Regions from separate parts of the Homo sapiens genome. Here region 2 is linked to region 1. A link is a loop called in an ENCODE intact Hi-C map of the cell type or tissue named here. Cell type or tissue: breast epithelium. All regions are shown on one strand. Region 1 overlaps STPG4 (sperm-tail PG-rich repeat containing 4). Region 2 has its middle 61 kb from the start of KCNK12.

The links. A loop is a pair of places that touch in the nucleus more often than their neighbours do. Peaks named below come from ENCODE experiments on the same cell type or tissue, not always from the same donor. Only the 100,000 strongest peaks of a DNase experiment are listed, where the experiment ranks them.
Region 2: it touches region 1 in a loop (23-fold over the local background); 1 of 110 quality-filtered maps calls a loop at or near these places.

Annotation. Positions count from the first base shown.
Region 1 is chr2:47,090,937-47,094,936 of GRCh38, forward strand. All of the region lies in intron 5 of STPG4 (sperm-tail PG-rich repeat containing 4), which reads right to left. Among named protein-coding and RNA genes, the nearest start is that of STPG4, 62 kb to the right of the region's middle. In breast epithelium, no CTCF peak of the experiment used is centred here; no DNase peak of the experiment used is centred here.
Region 2 is chr2:47,630,291-47,634,290 of GRCh38, forward strand. It overlaps a transcript of MSH2 not described here. Among named protein-coding and RNA genes, the nearest start is that of KCNK12, 61 kb to the left of the region's middle. In breast epithelium, no CTCF peak of the experiment used is centred here; a DNase peak (open chromatin) is centred at 1,871.

The DNA of each region.
Region 1 (4,000 bases):
CATGAAGAGGATATACAAACGTTCAATGAGCAAACTTTGAGGAAGGAGGGCTTTAACCTCATTTATAACCAAATACATTCTAATTTAAAAAACAAACTTCCTTTTTTTCCCACGGGGTGAGGGGAAGGGGGTTCTAAAAATTAAAACAGGTTAAGAAAGAACAGAGAGAGGAAGGAAGAAAGGGAGGGAGAAAAGGAAGGAAAGAAGGAAGGGAAGGGAGGGAGGGAGGGAGGGAGGGGAAGGAAGGAGAGAGGGAAAGAAGGAAGCCAAAGCTTTAACAACAAGCACAAGCACTCCTTATGATGCTGGCAGAAGCATAAATTCGCTCAGCCTTTCCAGAGTGCAATCTGGCAAGATATGAAACAGCTTAAAACATATATGCCTATCCAGAGAGGGAGAAAGAAGAAAGGAGAGTGGTTATTGGTTGTTGCAGGAAACCAGGAGACAAATGATGAGTCTTCAGCCTAGAATGTGGCAGGGAAAATGGGAATAGCCCAAACACCACACTGGATAATGCTAACATGATGTTCATCTTTTTTTTCCCCTAGTAATTCGCTTTTTTCCCCCCTCCATTTTCAAATAGCTAGGGTTCCTTGCCTCAGGAGTGGGACAGGGCAAAAAACAGAAATAAGTGTTTTTCTAGCATGATGTCTTAGATCTGTTTCTAAATAATGCAGGAGTTAGGGGAAGTGGGTGGGAGTATTAACCCAAAACACTGGCCTAAAATTGAACATTGTTGAATTGTTGACTAGGTATATGAGGTTTCAATACAGTATTCTAAGTTGTATATGTTTTTCAAGTTTTCACAAAACGGAGTTTAAGATGACATATATTTATTATTTTGACCCAGCAATTCCAGTTTTAGGCATTCACCCTAAGAAAACAATTGAGAATGTGTGCAAATATTTAGCCACAAAGACTGTAACATTGTTTCCAAAAGTGAAAACTGGGAAATAAACTAAATAATGGATGATATGTGCCTGGTTCAATAAATTACAACGCTTCCATCCAGCAGTCCAGTGTTGATGAGTTTTTATAGACGTAACAACTACTCCCAAATGTCATTAAGTCAAAAATGCAAGCTGAACAAATGTGCATTAAAAAAACTTGGAATGAAATTATCTCAGAATGTTCATAAACAGTAGTTTTCTTGGGGTAGTGGTGTGTTGAATAAAAAGCAAACAAAAAATTTTTTTTGCTTATATGCATTTTCTAATTTTTCTACAATGAACACAAGTACTCCTAAAACAAGAAAAAAAGATACTTAATGTATAGATAAATGACTATGGAAATTAGGTAAAGAAGAAAAGAGGCCAGGCATGGTGGCTCACGCCTGTAATCCCAGCATTTTGGGAGGCCAAGGCTGGTGGATCACTTGAGGTCAGGAGTTCAAGACCAGCCTGGGCAACATGGTGAGACCTTGTCTCTAAAAAATATAAAAATTAGCCAGTTGTGGGGGTGTGTTCCTGTGGTCCCAGCTACTTGGGAGGCTGAGGTGAGAGGATCACCTGAGCCACAGAGGTCAAGGCTGCAGTGAGCCATGATCATGTCACCGCACTCCAGCCTGGGAAACAGAATGAGACCCAAGAAAAGAAAAGGGGAGGGGAGGGAGAAAGGGAGGGGAGGGAGAAGGGGAGGGGAGGGAGAAGGGGAGGGGAGGGAGAAGGGGAGGGGAGAGGAGGAGAAAGGGAGCAGAGGGGAGAGGAGGAGAAAGGGAGGGGAGGGTAGAGGAGAGAGAGCCAGCAGTAAGGTCATAATAGGGACATGTATCTGTAAGATCCTTATAATAGGTAAGGCTGGCCACAAATGAGCACCACAGTTTTCGCAGAAGAAGCACTGCACTGCAGACCCTCCACGGTTCTGTTTTTTTTTTTTTGAGACAGTCTCACTCTGTCACCCAGGCTGGAGTGCAGTCACGCCATCTCGGCTCACTGCAAGCTCCGCCTCCTGGGTTCAAGCGATTCTTCTGCATCAGCCTCTCAAGTAGCTAGGACTACAGGTGCGTGCCACCAAGCCTGGCTAATGTTTGTATTTTTAGTAGAGATGGGGTTTCACCATATTGGCCAGGCTGGTCTCGAACTCCTGACCTCATGATCTGCCCGCCTCAGCCTCTCAAAGTGCTGGGATTACAGGTGTGAGACACCGCACCCGGCCCTTCCACAGGATTTAAAGCAAGGCTTTCCCATTCTCTCTGGCAGGTGGCACAGCCATGTAATTGGGGCTGCCATTCTCAATTACTCCACCATGAATGGAGTCTGTTATTATCAGCCAAGCACACATCTGATAATCAAGGGATAGATGCCCCTCATCATTTTTACAACTCATGGCAGAGAGATGAAAACAGTCATGTTTTCAAACTGATGTATACGTGTGACAGAGGTTGCTGTCAGGGTGAGGCTCTCTGTGTGGTGTGAATTCTGTACTCACATTGAAGAAATCTAAGCCCTAATAAACACAAAGAAGCAAAACGCCAAGAAAATCTGCACAGGAACAGTTTGTGCAGGAGCCTCTCAGTTTGGCCATAAAGATGCAGTGCTCTGAAGCCAGATGAGTAGCTGGGGCAAGAGATGATGCTGAGTGTGCGACCATTGATTCCACACCTATGATGGCCATCTGCAGAATGGCTAAGGAGCGACCTGCCCCTTTTCCCCAGGCCTAATGCGGCTTTGCTTTCTAAAGCTTCCTGGTCTCAAGCTGCCTGGGAGTCCAGGCATGAAGGCTGATGAAGCATGATGCATGGCCATCCCATCCAGCAGTTTCCTTGCATGGACTTGGTCATCTGAATCACAGGGACTAAGATGTGCTGCAGAAAGAAGTTACTGAACGCTATTCCACATGTGGCAGATGGGATCTTTAAGAGGGAGCACTGAGGAAGTGGATATAAGCCCAAGTTCATATTCCAAAGCCACAGGCATGCTGCGGCAAAGCCGTGACTATTCTGAGACTGCTCATGGCCGGGCCCTGCAATGGCCGGGCAACAGCTCTAGCAGAGTCCCCACTGCTGCCCCATCCGAGGACGGCTTGAGTGGACAGATGGCTCGGGATGTGCCATTTCTGAACCCAGTTCAATAGGAGGGTGTTTAAAACAAGAGGGACATTTGAACCATGTTCTCCTCTTCCTTAAAGCTGAGCACTCTGCTCTCTCCTTTACTGGGGATCCTCAAGTGTGATCTAGACCTTGGGTCTCACATTGTGTATGATACGTGTGCAGAGGGAGGCCTCGGATTCACCAAGCAGCACTAAGCATCTCTTCCACAAATCAAATGGGCCATTTCTTAAACCTTGCTTTTGTCAGGGTCATGCTTTGGCAACTGTGGGTTTACCAAAGCTAAGCCTTTCAAAGACCACTGACAAAAATTCTGTCTCCAGGGGAGAACAGAATAGTCACCTTCCTGGAGTCCTAGAACTTGATGTCAAAAGAAACAACAGGGAACCTTTACAGTATCTATTCCTCAGCTCTGGTACATGATTACATCTCAACCCTCCTGATGAGAATATCATTCTCTTCCCTTTGAAGAAGCCCTATTTAATTGTGCTTTTATTTGAGGGCAACTTTAACCAACGGGAGCTGTAAGGATTATTACACAGATGAATAAAATACTCTCTTTGGCCTCTGGGGAGTTTGGAGTCCAGTGAGGGATATAGGCAGAACCAAACAGAAACACCACAAAAGAATAAACGGAGATAGGAGGGGCTGGGGTGGTGCTGAGCAAGAGCTGAGCTATCTGCCTGGCTTTCAGATGCCAAACCAGGCTCTGGTGTAACAGGGCTGTCTTGTTAAGTGTGATCCCAGTGGGTTACGGGATGTCGCCAAGGCCAGGAGCTTTCATCTTGCTGCAAAAGACTCAGACTTTCCTGGAGAGCTCCTAGGTCTCTGTCATACCGCGAAGAAGCCTGGCTTATTGGTTCCAACTTCTGATGGGTCATAATGCTGTATAACATTACAGGCCTTTGGTAAGCCTGACATTTCCTGCCTGCACACACTCCTCCCCAGGGCTGG
Region 2 (4,000 bases), 540 kb after region 1:
TGCCCTTTCAAGTGTGCAGGAGTTGGCAGGAGCCTGCAAGCCAGTATCCACCCTCCCAGGTATCCACGCTTGGCAGCCTCACTTGTCTCCAGCCTGTGTTCTTGCAGATGAAACTAGCAGAAGGAAGGAGCTTGCTGCCAGTTGGCTCCCTAATTTTTTTTAAATCACAACTTTGATGTTTCCTAGTCTGCTGGGTGACACCAGTTGTCCTTGTTTATTACTGCTTAGTGCTCCCAAATGGTGTTGGTCAGCATGGAGTGCAGGGATTGTCTCCTTCTTCAGACCCTAGCACTTACCAGTCCCTGGTCCTTGCTGGCCTGCCTGGAGGCCTGTCTCGTTGTGAATGTTTACACAAATGGAAAATGTCAGTGTTTAATCTGTAAAGGGAGCCCAGATTGCAAAGCTCCAAAAAGAAACATCTAAAGGTGAGCATCCTTCCTCTAGGTGTGGGACATTACAATGTCACATCAACTCACATCTCCACATTCACTTAGCACCTCTGTGGGCAAGAGGATGGGGAAGGCTCCCTGAACTTCCAGAGCTTCCTAAAGAAAAAGACAAAGTTACAACTTGTAAAATCCCAGAGTCAGTGTCACAGTGCTGTGGCTAACTGAACTGTCAAGCAGATGCAACTTGCCCCAGGCATGGACAAAAAAGGTTTAGTGGGCTGGGCACAGTGGTTCACGCCTGTAATCCCAGCATTTTGAGAGGCCAAGGCGGGTGGATCACCTGAGGTCAGGAGTTGGAGACCAGCCTGGCCAACACGGTGAGACCCCCGTCTCTACTAAAAATACAAAAATTAGCCAGGCCTGGTGGTGCATGCCTATAATCCCAGATACTTGGGAGGCTAAAGCAGGGAGAATCGCTTGAACCTGGGAGGCAGAGATTGCAGTGAGCTGAGATCGCATCACTGCACTTCAGCCTGGGCGACAGAGTGAGACTCAGTCTTAAAAAAAAAAAAAAGTTCCCGATGAGTTAGGCTGGGAACTGGGGATGGATAGCGATGGGGAATGGATGGAGATGCTTCCAGGAGGAAAAGGACATGAGAGGTGGTGAGGAAATTTCATGCTAGAGTAATGATAGAACCAGAAGGCTGAGGGGAGAGCTCAGGAACATAGATGATGGGCAAGCCTGAGGGGGTGAGGAGACTTGAATACCTGTCCAGTGAGTTAAGCCCTTCTGTGCTCAGGAGAAGGGAGGCAGGCACACCCAGTCCTGGCTTTGCCACTAATCAGCCTGAGCCTTGGGCAAGATACTTCTCCCTCTGGGTCAGATGAGGGGGGTGGATCACAGCAAAGGTTCCCAACCAGGAGGACAGGGGTGCTTTACACATGCGCGCGTGCGCGCACACACACACACACACACACGCATGCATCTAGAGCTAGTTCTGGGGTATCTCTGGGGATGTTCCCTGGACATGTCTGGGTGTTTAAAGATGCTTGGTGCTTCTGGTGTGGATCACTGGCTGAAGTCATTTCTAAGATCCTGTTAGCTCTAAAATGACCATGTTTCTGAGGCACGAGTAGTTGGTGACATGGCCGGTGTGAAGAAATCACTGGCCAGCCCAGCACTGTCCTTTAAAACCAGAGGCTGTGGATTCACCTCATGTGTAGACAGTGCGACGGAATCACCGGGGTGATGCGGATAATTTCAGAACAAAGCTGGTGCTGGGGGCTGGGGGTGGAGAGAGCCTTTGGGCCTGAATGATCCAGATAATTGCAGTGCTGGTGATGCCCTCTCAGCATGCCCCAGGGTGGGTGGTGGGAGCCCATTAGTCATGGGGTGGGCTGAGGCGAGGTGGCTGAGGAACAGGGAATAAATAAAAGGAGTGAGCAGCCATGTCTCAAGCAGGCCTGCAAGGGCGGGGGTGGCTGCCAGTGTCCCAGGCAGGGTGGCTGAGACATGAGTCACACCCGGAGACGCTGACCTGGCAGCACCCAGCCTCTCTAGGAGAGGGAAGGAGGAGGCGGGCGCTGGGAGTTCTGAATGTCAGGATTGCCTCTTGCTGTATCCTTGGGCTTGAGATCTTTGTCATCCCTTATCACCACCCTTTGCAAAGCTACATGGTGGGGACACCTCTGTTCATAGCTCTTCTGCCACTCTTTATCCTTAGGCTATCAAAAGCTCTACTTCTACCTTAAGGGCCATAGCCACTCCGTTATCATTCTGGACCATAGTAACCAGAGCATTCTGACCTTTAGAGCTGCCCTATGTGACCATTCTCTGTTTTAGACAGCCGGCCTGGTGTGTGAATGGGAGGGAGGAATGAGCTTTGTTACTACCTTCTCAGCAACCTGCTTCTCCCCAAGGCCTCAGTTTGTTCTTGCTCCCCTTCAAGTGTAACCCATGGCCCATACAGGAGATCGTCTTCCCAGAGACGAAGGCTTTCCTAATGTTCAGAGAAGATCCAGACCCCCAACCCCTGGACAACATAGACAGCTCTTCAGGACGCCTGAAAAGCCAGCTATTGACAAATCTGCCTAACACTCTCGCAAACTCCATTTTCTACAGGGTGAGATGCAGACATCTTTCCATGACACCTGTGGATGCTCTACAATCTGGCCCAGGCTGACCATATCCTGCCTGGAGGGCCGGGTAAGTGGGGCACTCAGGCTTAGAACAGCCACATGCCTTCCCCTCCCTGTGGGACCCACTTCCAAGGGAGCCAGCCTGAGGCTTGCATCACTGTTTGGTCTCCTCCTACCCTTCCAGATCTTCCTGGTGCTGGAGTTAGTGCCCCCTTTTTTCTCAGCTGAGTCATGACCCTCACCCAGCCCAGCCCAGCCCCCTACCCTAGATCTGCTCCTACACCTGATTGATGCCCTGGCCTCAGGCAGGGCTGGAGCTTGGGGCTGGTGCCTCGGGCCTTCAGCCTTGCCCAGGGCAGCCTGGGCAGAAGCTGAGATTGGATGTCATTTGTCAACCTTGGCAGAGAAGTACTGAATGCGTCAAAATAATTGAAGGTTATTTGGTGCCTGTGGGAGGGATTTTTATTCCCAAGGATTCTGCTGGACCATTTGGGGCAGCCCTGTTTGGCTAGCTGAGGGTTCCTATGTTTTCCAACAATTGGATGTTTACAGTATCTGTGCTCTTGCTTTTTAAAAATGTCCTCATTTAGAATAGCTTCCTTTTTTTATATGTTTTCCTTTTTATCTTTTAAGTGGGAAATGGGAGGTGAGTATGAGGGGACAATTGTGAAGCTTGCCTGTGCTCCAAGTTAGGGACATGAGACCCCTTCACCCCTGGTTTTCCCCTGTAATCCTTCCAGAGCTATAGAGCTGAGCTTGTATTCAAGCCACAGACAGGGCCCTTGACCTTGAACCAGACAAGGCTGACAGCCCCGGAGCAGGAGCGCTGCTGTGAAATAACTCGGAGATATCCTCCCAGAGCAGTGAAGAGGCTGGAAGGAGTCAGGAAGCCTCAAATCCCCAGCCTCTGACTTACAAAGCACCCAGACCTCCCTCAGGACTAGACAGAGCAGCCATTTCACCCAGAGCTGCCTCCATTCCAGCACTGGGATGTGGTTGGTAATGTGAGATTCTCACTATCCAATGCCGCAATCAGAGCCATATGCGGCTATTTAAACCTCAATTTAAATGAATTAAAATTAAATAAAGTTTAAAAACCAGTTCCTCATCCACACTAGCCACATTTTAAGTGCTCATGAGCCACATGTGACTGGTGGCTGCCTCACTGGACAGCACAGGTTCAGAACACCTCCGTCATCACAGGGCTCTCTTGGCAGGATTTATGGGTCCCCTTTACGCTGAGCTGTCTACCCCTGTTGCCTAAATGCCTTTCCTACCTAACAGTAGCTGTTCAGTGGGTGCATTGGCCCTACAGACTCTCCCAAGCTTCTTTCTCCACCAGTAGAAGTAGCTATGTGGCCTTGTGAGGTCTCCCTTCTAGAAAGAACAGGTAGCATGCCTCTGACAACCACGTTGACCAGGTGACCTGCAAGCATCCCCAGGATCAACTAGCAACCTAAGATTTGCTGCCC